3 separate regions of the Homo sapiens genome follow, and regions 2 and 3 are each linked to region 1. The links are chromatin contacts, found by Hi-C in ENCODE. All regions are on one chromosome and are shown on one strand. Each heading gives the region's core, a stretch centred on a gene start or an enhancer-like site at or near the end of the contact. The rest is flanking DNA. Distances are from core to core; before and after follow the strand shown.

Evidence for each region. Hi-C counts contacts between places; a loop is a spot of excess contacts on that map. Pooled maps may share reads with other maps.
Region 2: a loop to region 1 is called in a pooled map, with 10 times the contacts of the local background. The contact joins the promoter of LATS1 here to the promoter of DCPH1 in region 1. A Hi-C loop is called at or near these places in 9 of 50 pooled maps.
Region 3: a loop to region 1 is called in a pooled map, with 13 times the contacts of the local background. The contact joins the promoter of PPIL4 here to the promoter of DCPH1 in region 1. A Hi-C loop is called at or near these places in 9 of 50 pooled maps.

Annotation. Positions count from the first base shown.
Region 1 is chr6:151,450,483-151,454,141 of GRCh38, reverse strand. It overlaps DCPH1 (damage control phosphatase 1), which reads right to left and starts at 1,676. Exons shown (of 5, transcript NM_024573.3): 1 at 1,556-1,676. The coding sequence starts at 1,596. RMND1 (required for meiotic nuclear division 1 homolog) reads left to right here and starts at 2,016. Exons shown (of 12, transcript NM_017909.4): 1 at 2,016-2,126. RefSeq lists a silencer at 1,319-1,438 and enhancers at 1,599-2,048, 2,239-2,288.
Region 2 is chr6:149,716,748-149,720,753 of GRCh38, reverse strand. LATS1 (large tumor suppressor kinase 1) reads left to right here and starts at 2,653. Exons shown (of 8, transcript NM_004690.4): 1 at 2,653-2,905. It overlaps LOC645967 (a long non-coding RNA gene), which reads right to left and starts at 3,133. Exons shown (of 1, transcript NR_134652.1): 1 at 1,858-3,133. RefSeq lists a silencer at 2,774-3,163.
Region 3 is chr6:149,544,049-149,547,731 of GRCh38, reverse strand. PPIL4 (peptidylprolyl isomerase like 4) reads left to right here and starts at 1,689. Exons shown (of 13, transcript NM_139126.4): 1 at 1,689-1,796. The coding sequence starts at 1,727. RefSeq lists enhancers at 120-796, 1,500-1,799.

The DNA of each region.
Region 1 (3,659 bases), core at 427-2,926:
TCTAAAACCACCTAAAGGGTCTAATGTGCTTGAACAACATAAAGAATTAAAGGTACTTTTAAGCCTGTTTCTCTCCATTCTGTCTATTTTCTAAGTCAATTTTAATTATTTTCAAAAATTTTCCCCTTCTCTGCCTTCTCTATCTGCACAATGGACTCCTTCCATCCTATTCTGCCCCTAAGCAAATGAAGGCGTGCTACTGTCTCTTCCCACTCAAAAAATCAGAGATTTTATAGAAGTGTTCAAGAATGAAGCAAGCTGGAGATGAAGAAAAACTTATACCTGCATTAAAAAATTAAAGATATTCTTGATTTTATTCATACAAAACCCAAGATTTACAGATTATCATTTTATATCATTCTAAGGAAATACATGATACAGGTAGAAAAAAAGCTTTATTTGGTGGAGAAATTCTGTGCAGTTTTAAATATAGAGCACAGAGCTTAGCTGACTAGTGTTTTTATCTCCAGATCACAGGAGACAATTGTTAAATTACTAGATTGTAACTTGGGTATTTCTTCAAAAGGTTTCCTCAAATGATAGCTATAGAACTTTAAGAAAAAAACTGCACACACTTTCCGACTCTGTGGTGCTTTCAGTACCACCCAAAACAGTGATTAGGTTTTAATGCGCATAATAACTACGTTGATCAGAATTTAATTTTTAAAAATCATTAATAAAAGAAATCACTAATACCTCAGAGGGTGAGCAGGAACATTAAATCAACTGTCACTTGAATTTTCCCAGGCAGTAGGTATAGTAAGTCCTTTTTTGAGATTTTACTTTAATTGGAAAGTATTACTGTTTTCCTAACTACTACATTTCCTGCACCTCTGGAACAAAGTCTCTGGCCAGGACTGGAGTGAGGCCAGAAGCCCTAGGGCGCAAAATTGAAGGAGATACTCTCTATACTTGCATGACCTGAAACAGTGACTGCCTCAATTTGGGGCCATTGGCGCCACTTTGTTGGCCTCAACCTACTTTCTGCCCAGGTTTATTTTCTTCAAAGTGTTCTCGTCTTTTGCAATATTTTGAAGTAAGGACAAATTTCAAATATAAATTTGGCCATTCGATTTATGCAAATGGATGTTATTTGCACGGTCACCCACAACTTTACCCAAGAATCAGTAGCGTGACGACTATAAAGCAAAAAACTAGACAGTTCTTACTGTGAGATTACGATTTGATCAACAACAGGGAGAAACCCGTTTCTTAATAGCGCTGAGATCCCCAACTCTTACGCAGAATTTTAACGCCCCCAAAGCGCGTCTATTAAAGTGAATAAATAAAAAGTGACCGCCAGGAACAGACCGCGAAGCTGACCCCTGTCCTGATCCTTACGAGCAGCCGCCGCGGGCAGGCTCCCTCCCCGGGGCCGCCTCCCTTCGCCTCCGAGCCAGTCCGCGAAACCCGCAAAGGCGCCCCGGAAAGCCGCGCCCGGCGGCGGGACTCGAACGCAGCCCACCGGGGAGCGGGCGCCCTCCGCTTAGTCCCCACAGGCTCCCGGCGAGGCCCGGCTTTCCGCAAAAGTGGGGAGGAGAAAAGCTAGACTAACCCCACGTCCTGTCCTGAGAGAGACGCCGGGACGACAGCCATCACTTTCCGCGATCCCGGCCGCAAAGCTCGGCTGTTCAATCGCCGCAGAAACAGAGGCGGTACCGCCGCGAAGGAGGAGCTGAGAATGGGGGTGGTGTGGCTTTAAAAAAAAAGTGCTTTTGAATAAAGAAACTTTATTTGGTGCCCGATCAAACGGCAAACAGTGGCTCGCCAGAAGACCCAATCTTCCGGGGACGAAGGCGGGGCCAGCGGAGGGCGACTAGAGGAGCGGATATGGAAGCGAGCGAAAGCCGGAAGCAGGCAAGGGACCGGGAGGTCCCAGGGCCTAGGGAGCGGAAGAGGTCGCGGCGACGCGGCTCACGTGGTCAGACAGTCACGTGGCCCGAGTTTCTCCCGCTAAGTGGGACCAGAGTTCAGTGCGGCTGCGCAGTAGCGGGGGTGGGCGGGAGCGCCCTTCCAGGAGATGGGTTGGCTGCAGTAGTGAGAGGCTGGGGGTGCGGCTCTTTCCCTGCAGTCCTGCCGAGGAAGCGTGCGTCCCTGGCGCTTCCTTCTTCTCTTCCGGCGGAGAGGTTAGTGTATTGCCTTTTCTTTAGCAGCTCGAGTGGTCCGGCTTGGAGGTCTGCGCCCTGGCTCCTGGCCGCCCGGAACGTGTACAGTTACGGGTTACGCCAGTGCGGCTGTGACCCTTTGCCTCTTACCGTGATCTTTGGTCAGCTTAGCTGGGAGTAAAAAGCACTCAATTAATGAACCCTTTTTTTGAGCCAGTGCACCGCGGTAACTGTAGAAATCGATAAAATAATTTTGAGTTTGAGGAATTGAACGGCATACTCCCAAAGATGAGCGCCACTTAGCTCTCGAATCGTAGCCTAGCTGTAATCGATTTTCTTAATTGGTGTAATTGTTCTCTAAAAGTTGAAATGTGCCCGGGAACTGAGTAACTGCCTTGTATTTCATTTTAAAAATTCGATCGAATGCCTACTATGTGCTGGGCGCTATTGTCAGGAGATATAATAGGAAAAAACACAAATCCGTATCCTCAGGGAGCTTCCATTCTGGAAGGAAGACACAAAAATCTGCCCTTTCCTCTTATTTTTTTCCTTTAGCTTTGTGTCTCACGTATTTTACTGATTTACCTCGTTTTGTCTGTCACTCCCAATGCAAGGTTCAAAAGATTCAAAAGATAGGATTTTTGTCTATTTTATTTTCAGCTGTATTGTCAGCAACTAGGACAATACCTGGCACATGATAAGAACTGAGTTCGTTTGCAGTATGAATTAATAAACTAAAAATTAAAGGTGTGCAAGTGATGTTAAACAATGGAGAAATGCAAAGTGGAGGAAGATAAGAGAATGGATGCTGGTTGTGTTTTTTTTTTTTTTTTTTTTTATTGATCATTCTTGGGTGTTTCTCGCAGAGGGGGATTTGGCAGGGTCATAGGACAATAGTGGAGGGAAGGTCAGCAGATAAACAAGTGCACAAAGGTCTCTGGTTTTCCTAGGCAGAGGACCCTGCGGCCTTCCGCAGTGTTTGTGTCCCTGGGTACTTGAGATTAGGGAGTGGTGATGACTCTTAACCAGCACGCTGCCTTCAAGCATCTGTTTAACAAAGCACATCTTGCACCGCCCTTAATCCATTCAACTCTGAGTGGACACAGCACATGTTTCAGAGAGCACAGGGTTGGGGGTAAGGTCACCGATTAGCAGGATCCCAAGGCAGAAGAATTTTTCTTAGTATGGAACAAAATGAAAAGTCTCCCATGTCTACTTCTTTCTACACAGACACGGCAACCATCCGATTTCTCAATCTTTTCCCCCCCTTTCCCCCCTTTCTATTACACAAAACCGCCATTGTCATCCCGTCCCGTTCTCAATGAGCTGTTGAGTACACCTCCCAGACGGGGTGGTGGCCGGGCAGAGGGGCTCCTCACATCCCAGTAGGGGCGGCCGGGCAGAGGCGCCCCTCACCTCCCGGACGGGGCGGCTGGCCGGGCGGGGGGCTGACCCCCCCACCTCCCTCCCGGACGGGGCGGCTGGCCGGGCGGGGGGCTGACCCCCCACCTCCCTCCCGGACGGGGCGGCTGGCCGGGCGGGGGGCTGACACCC
Region 2 (4,006 bases), core at 1,404-3,903, 1.7 Mb after region 1:
ACCAAACTGGGCAGAAAGTTCTTTAAAACACACACACACACACACACACACACACACACACACGCCAACTGAAAGAGCTCCAGTGGCCAAAACTGAAACAACTTGAGCAACAAAATAAATACCCAAAGCATAAAATAAATATCCATGAGGCCATACTGACATAACGAGTTTTTGTTTTGTTTATGTTTTTGCTTTTTGTTTTTTTTGTAAGACAGTCTTGCTCTGTCACCCAGACTAGAGTGCAGTAGCACAGTCTCGGCTCACTGCAACCTCCACCTCCTGAGTTCAAGCGATTCTCCTGCCTCAGCCTCCCAAGTAGCTGGGACTATAGGCATGCGCCCACCACGCCCAGCCAATTTTTTTTATTTTTAGTAGAGACGAGGTTTCACCATGTTGGCCAGACTGGTCTGGAACTCCTGACCTCAAGTGATCCGCCTGCCTCGGCCTCCCAAAGTGCTAGGATTATAGGTGTGAGCCACCACACCCGGCCAATAAATGTTTGAATAAATAAAGGAGAAGGGATAAATCTGCAGAATGTCAAATAATTTATTTGAATTCTCCACTTTATTTATTTTATTTATTTATTTTTTGGGGACAGAGTCTGGCTGGATTCTCCACTTTCAAGAAGATGGAGCACAACTCCCCATTCCTTAAGAGTGGGTGGCACATAGTCTGGTGTCTTCCCCTAAGATCGTATGAATTTCTGGAAGGGTTTATGTTCTCAGGGCCACACTGGTCTCCAGACTTCTTCCATGTACACTGCCCCCTAATTCCTTTCTAAGGTCACACAAGCATGAAATCGGATTCTACATCTATTGCTAAAAACAAGCCCCATTTCCATGAAGCACTGAAGAATTGAGTAGGCTGAAACTGGACCAAGATCTTCCATCACAATAATATAAAAACCTGCAAATGTGATGGCAGGTATCACCATTCCCACACATCCAGCACCCACAGTAAGTATTTCCCCAACCATCATCACTCTCCGCACCTACAGTCCCCAATGCTTTGCATCTCGTCAGTTCTCTTCCTGATCATTCCACCTCTGCTTTCCCTGCTCTTTTATCTCTCGCCCTACTTCACAGGAGTAAGCCTCCTAGTCCTACACAGAGCAATTTACTCAGCTCCCTGAATTATCTAGGAATTTCCCCAAAGACTAGAGTTTGTGGAGATACTTTCCTTTAGGTTTAGAGAGCATTGAGGAGCTTAAGTACCATGGGTTGATGACAGACGTGACAGGATTCTGGGGGCAGTCTGCCCTTCCAGATGCATAATCCTTTTGGATAGGGCAAGCAGACCTGTGGACATATTAGATTCCTATAATTCATATAATTTTAGGGCTGAAAAGGTCTTTATGGGGCACCCTTACGTTGAAGAAAGTAAGCCCTGGGGCTCTTTAGTGACCCACCTTGGGTCACATTGCCTTCTACAAACTCTGTGCTTGTAGAAAATAGACTTTCAACCAAATGTTCTTGGAACATAATCTTTTTTTTTTTTTTTTTTTTTTTGAGACGGAGTCTCGCTCTGTCGTCCAGGCTGGAGTGCGGTGGCGCGATCTCGGCTCAATGCAAGCTCCGCCTCCCGGGTTCCTGCCATTCTCCTGCCTCAGCCTCCCGAGTAGCTAGGACTACAGGCGCCCGCCACCACGCCGGGCAAATTTTTCTGGATTTTTTAGCAGAGACGGGGTTTCACCGTGTTAGGCAGGATGTTCTCGATCTCCTGACCTCGTGATCCGCCCGCCTCGGCCTCCCAAAGTGCTGGGATTACAGGCGTGAGACACCGCGCCCGTCCGGAACATAATCTTTTAACGGGTTTTCACATTTGGATTTCTAGATACAGTAAGTAGCCAGTTATTACTTTAACGTCAGAAAAAGATGTCTTTAATTTTTTTGTACTCTGTAGTAGAAAAATTACGAAAGAAGGTACTTGAAAACACTAACTGTATATTTCCTAGAGGAAAAACTGGCAAAGGCGATCTTCACAAAGGGTGGACCGTACCTTATACATCAAACCCAACGATCCCATCCCACACTTTACATTCAGCTTAACCAGAAGTAAAACCTCTTGTCACACCGTCACCGGTATTCCAATTATGGCAATAACGATCTCCTTCTACGGATGCGGTTGACAGATAAGATCTCTAAACCGCTGCTAATCAATCGGTCCTGGCTCAAGCATTTCTTATCTGCCGGATTCAGAAAATACAGATGCTGGAAGCTCACCGGCTTGTTCGGGGAAAGAACGCTAAGCAAGAATAAAATTTTATTTCAAAGCGCCAAAAATCTGGAATTCTGAGGTCCACAGGGAGGTTTCCCAGAGCAACTCAGTTGTTCCCTTCTGAGAACGTAGCTCCGTGAAATGCACATCCCTACTCGGTCCAGAGAAATAGATCAATGGGGAAAAGGATTGAATCAACCAAGTAGGCTGGGCGGGAGACAGCCTTAACCCACGGGCGCGGGCGAGTCGTATGGGCAGGGGCAGGCGGGAGCGACGTGGGGCGACGCTCACGAACGATCAGAGCTGCGGGCGACGCAACGAAGCCCGGAGGCCGCAGGCTGCGCGCTCCCTCGCAGCAGCCGGGCGGGCAAAAGCCCCCAGTCCTCGGCCCCCGCGCAAGCGACGCCGGGAAATGCCCACATCCGGGAAACCTGCAGCGGAGTGCGGCGGCGGCGACACTGAGTGGAAGGCAAAATGGCGGCGGCGGCGGCGGTGGCCTGGTGTTAAGGGGAGAGCCAGGTCCTCACGACCCCTGGGACGGGCCGCGCTGGCCCGCGGCAGCCCCCCCGTTCGTCTCCCCGCTCTGCCCCACCAGGGATACTTGGGGTTGCTGGGACGGACTCTGGCCGCCTCAGCGTCCGCCCTCAGGCCCGTGGCCGCTGTCCAGGAGCTCTGCTCTCCCCTCCAGGTAGGTCCGGGGCTGGCGTAGCGGGTGCGCTCCTCCAGTGCTCGAGTTGGCGGGGCGGTGGCCGCCGGGGCCCACGCCCATCCCCGCTGGCGAGGGTCCAGAGGTTTGGACTGGCGGGCAGAGCCGGCCCGCTCCGGGCCTGACTTGGCTGGTTGCATTGACCCGAGCTGAGCCCTGCCCTGGGGAAGCGAGGGTTGGCCGCGCCCGGTGCTGCAGGAAGAGCCCCAGGCTTTTCGGCCTCGGAGGTGCAGGTTTGGCTGGGTAGAGCCTGTCTTTCTGGCGGCGTGTCTCCCACCCCACCCCCAACACGCGAGTCGGCGGTGTCCAGGAGGGAAGGAACGGGAAAGGTGGTTCTGAAGGAAAATTGCAGTAAAAGAGCTACAGTTCTTTGGATCCCAGAGGGCCTTGATCCTGGGTATACCTTAGAGAAATCCTGGGAGTCTCTTACGTCTAGTTCAGTGTGATTTTAGGTTACTGTTCATAGTTGGAAGAGGTGGGAGAGATGGAGAGGTCTTTATGGAGTAGGAGTGTGTATATAAATACAGCAAATGAAGGAACGACAATTAAGGGAACAGTGTTTTTTATAACCTGAAATAGCTTGTAGCTCAATGAATGCCTCAGATGACTTGATTTATCCCCATTCTGACTTCTCTGTCAATTTCTAAGGGAACAAAATTTAATGTTTGTCAACTCATATGTTAATACGGCTTTTAAAACATGTATCATCCTCCAGAAGTTATTCATAAATCTAGTGAACAATAAGTATAATCTCATGCACAGAAGTAATATTGTATAACTCCAGTTTTGGAAATGGATTTGAATGTTAGCGATCATGAAACTTGTTTGAACTTTATGAATTATTTATTGAAGGTTAATAAATTTATCAGTTTATCAGTTTATCAGAAGTTTCTGATAAACTTAATTTTTTATCAAATTTCCTCCATGAGGAAGAAAAGGTAGGACATTATAATTGGAGTGAATGTTCTGTGCTACGAAAACAAAGCTTATTATCTCTGACGGTAAAATGGGGTAGTTGATTCCTTAAGGCAGTGGAGGAATTTGATTGAACAGTAAAAGAAGTAGCATTGTGTTAGTCCAATT
Region 3 (3,683 bases), core at 440-2,939, 1.9 Mb after region 1:
AACCGAAAAACCATATTTATTCATTCAACAAACATTTATTTGCACATTGTGTACCAGGCTGTCATACGCATTAGGGATATAGCTTTAAACAAAACAGACAAGATGGAATATCCTGGAACACACATTCTAGTAACAATAAACAAACAAACAAATTCGTAAATAGCATGTTAGATTGTAAAATGTACTCTGGAGAAAAAGCTATATGGAGAAAAAGAAGTGTCTGTGGGGTTAATTTTAATTATGGCAGCCATGGAGGGCCTCACTGACAGGGTGACCGACGCCAAAGCGCCTGAAGGAGGTGAATGGGAGCCATACAAATAACTGGAGGAAGAGGTCCCTCAACCAAGGCAAGTGAAAAGGCCATGGGGCAGGAGTATGTCAGCAGTGTTCAGGGAATAGCAAACTGTCTACTGTGGCTTCAGAGGAATAAGAAGATGGCGTAGGATGGGGTAGGAGAGGATCTTGTAAATCATTATAAAAGCTCTGGCTTTTCCGCCAGGTGCGGTGGCTCAAGCCTGTAATCCCAGCACTTTGGGAGGCGGAGGCGGGCGGATCCACGAGGTCAGGAGGTCGAGACCATCCTGGCTAACACGGTGAAACCCGGTCTCTACTAAAAACACAAAAAATTAGCCGGGCGTGATGGCGGACACCTGTAGCCCCAGCAACTCGGGAGGCGGAGGCAGGAGAATGGGGTGAACCCGGGAGGCGGAGCTTGCAGTGAGCCGAGATCGCGCCACTGCACTCTAGACTGGGCGACAGAGCGAGACTCCGTCTCAAAAAAAAAAAAAAAAAAAAAAGCTTTGGCTTTTCGTCAGATGTGAAGTTATTGGAGATTATGTGTAAAATGTCATAAGAAAGAGTGACAGGCTTGCCCAGAAGAGTGTCTGGGGAATAAACTTGCATGGCAAAATGTTAGTTTTGGCCAGGCGCAGTGGCTCACGCCAGTAATCTCAGCACTTCGGGAGGCCAAGGCGGGAAGAGTTCGAACTCCTTGAGCTCAGGAGTTTGAGACCAGTCTGAGCAACATAGTGAGACCACCTCCCCCGACCGCCATCTCTACAAAAAATAAAAGAACAAAATTAGCCGGGCGTGGTGGCGCGCGCCTGTGGTCACTTGGGAGGCTGAGACAGGAAAATCGCTGGAGCCCGGGAGGTGGAGGTTGCAGTGAGCCGACATCGCGCCACTGCACTCCAGCCTGGGCAACAGAGCGAGACCCTGTCTCAAAACAGAAAACAAAACAAAATGTTAGTTCTTAGAATCGGAAACCCCTAGTAGAGGCCCAAAGTTGTTTTGCGAAAAGGAGACTGACGAGGAAACCCGGAGGAGTCCGCCCAAATAGGTGGAGAGAAGATCCCGCCGCGGGCGCCCCCTGGTGGATAAAAGGGCCGCGCGGAGGGCCGCTCTGCTCTTGAGACGGACACAAACGGGGCACAAAACACTATACTGAGACCGTTCTGAGGGACAGGCTTCCACCAAAATCGCCAAGGGCGGACCAGGATTTTCAAAACGGCCGCGCCGGGGGCGGGACCAACCCGATCCGTAAGTCAGCTGGGCAGCCCGGCGCCCGCACGCCGACCGGAAGGAACTGCTCGGAACCGGGGGCGGCGCCGGCGAGATGACGCAAAAGGGGTCGCGCCGAGGGTGACGCGTGGCGTAGACGACGCCGTCGGCCTGCGCCTGTCACCCCCCTCCTCCCGGGGTTTGTAGCGGAGGAGGAGCGGGCGCCATGGCGGTTCTACTGGAGACCACTTTAGGCGACGTCGTCATCGACTTGTACACCGAAGAACGGCCGCGTGGTGAGGCTTGAGCCCCACTCACCTGTCGCCGGGGCCCCCGAGCTTGTCTCCCTACTTTCCCTTCTCTGCGCAGTCCAGGGCAGAGATTGGCTAGAGCTCGAGCTTCTGGGCTGCTGGTGCCCGCGACTGGGCTATTTTATTAACCGGCCTTGGCTAGAAAAGTTTTTGTGACGGGAATTCGTTTGAGCCTTGGCAGCCCTTCTCCCGTATTTTGTGTTGGCCAGTCCGGTGGACGGTGCTTGCGGTCATTAATTGCCTTTGGGAGTGTGTGTGTGGGGCGTGTGTGTGTGTGATTCGAGCTGCACATACAATACCCATAGCTTTTGTGCCTTTATTGTGTTTACTCGTGAGAGGAACATAGGAACTATTGCTTGGTGTGTAATCGGTTAAATCTTGATGAAGGCAGTTAGGGTGTGCTTGGCGCAGCGAGTGTGGGCATACCGCTTAGGTGGAGGAGGAAGAGGTTGTCTGGAGTGTGGACTGAGCCTTCGAGGCACTGGGCTAAGTCCTGGGCTTGGCTTCTTGCCCCCGAGGGTCTGATTTTTCCACTGGGGGAAGTAGACACAGGAACCCATTTTAGTTTTCTATGTGTTATGGTAGAAGAATGTGTAAGTTGCCACGGAAACCAGAAGAGGGCGGCTTCTTTGGTGGGGGGTGGGAAGAAGCAAAGCTAGCGAATACTATATAGAACACTTGAACTAGTTCTTTCAAAGATGAATGGGAATGAGGGTTTTCTTAGCTTGGACTTTCTTTGTTTGGAATTTTCTGGAAACGGCAAGTAGTTTGGTGTGGCTGGAAGGACTGGTGTGAGTCGTGGAATGGTAGACTCGAGTGTGGTCAGATACGCCTAGGTCAGTCGTGAATAGTCTTGTGTGCCCTACTGATGATCAGAGTCCTTGAAGACTTTAAAAGCAGGATTGAGGCATGGCATACTTGTTTTGAGAAGATAATAGGCAGCGGTGTGGAGAATGTATCAGAGTCAGGAAGAAACTGAGACCAGGAGAGATTAGTTACAAACAGGGTCCTACCCACATGGAATGCAGAGCCTATCAAAGAAGGTGAAATAAGTTGCAATATTGTACAATAACTACCTCCTGCCGTGCTCCGCTTTCCCTCGCACGCAGCTATTCCTCCCTCCTCTCCACCTGGCGAAAACACTACAAACTCTCCCGTACCATTGTTACCATTCTTTTGCTGTTTCTTCTAAACAATATTCTTCTCCACTATTGTCCTTCTGGCAAACTTACTACTTATTATCTAAATCTCAGATCAAGCATCATCTCTTCTTTGAAGCTCTCCCTCCTTTCTAAGCAGAGTTACCTGAGGGTTCCTCTGCTGTGTCTTAGGTCTTTTATAAACCACATGACACATTTTATTTTAACATTTACCTATTATCCTGGTGTTGTTTACAAGCGTGCCCTCGCTCAAGAATGTAAACTCCAATGAGAGCAGGAACTATACCATAATTATCATCTCTATATCCTGAGTACCCAGTACAATGTCTGCTACTTTTAGGGCACACACTAGAGGTTCATTATGATGACTAATGGATATAAATGTGTTGTATTAGTTAGGACCCTTTGTTCAAGTGATAGAAACCCAACTCAAACTGGCATAAACAAAATAATTGGTTGCCTCATAATACTGGGGTAAGCTTGGATCGAGTGGCTGGATCGAGTGTTTCAAAGAATATCATAGGGAATTTTGTTTTTTATCTCTTGATTTTGCTTTTCTTTGAGTTCCTTTGACGCTCTGCCCATGTAGAGTAGCACCTGGCAAAATAAATGGGCCTCTTTTCCCAGAGTTATGAGGAAATAAAGGGGTGTAGAGCTACCCCACCCAATTAACAAGCAGTGGGTCTGCAAAGATAAGCCCATAACAATAAGT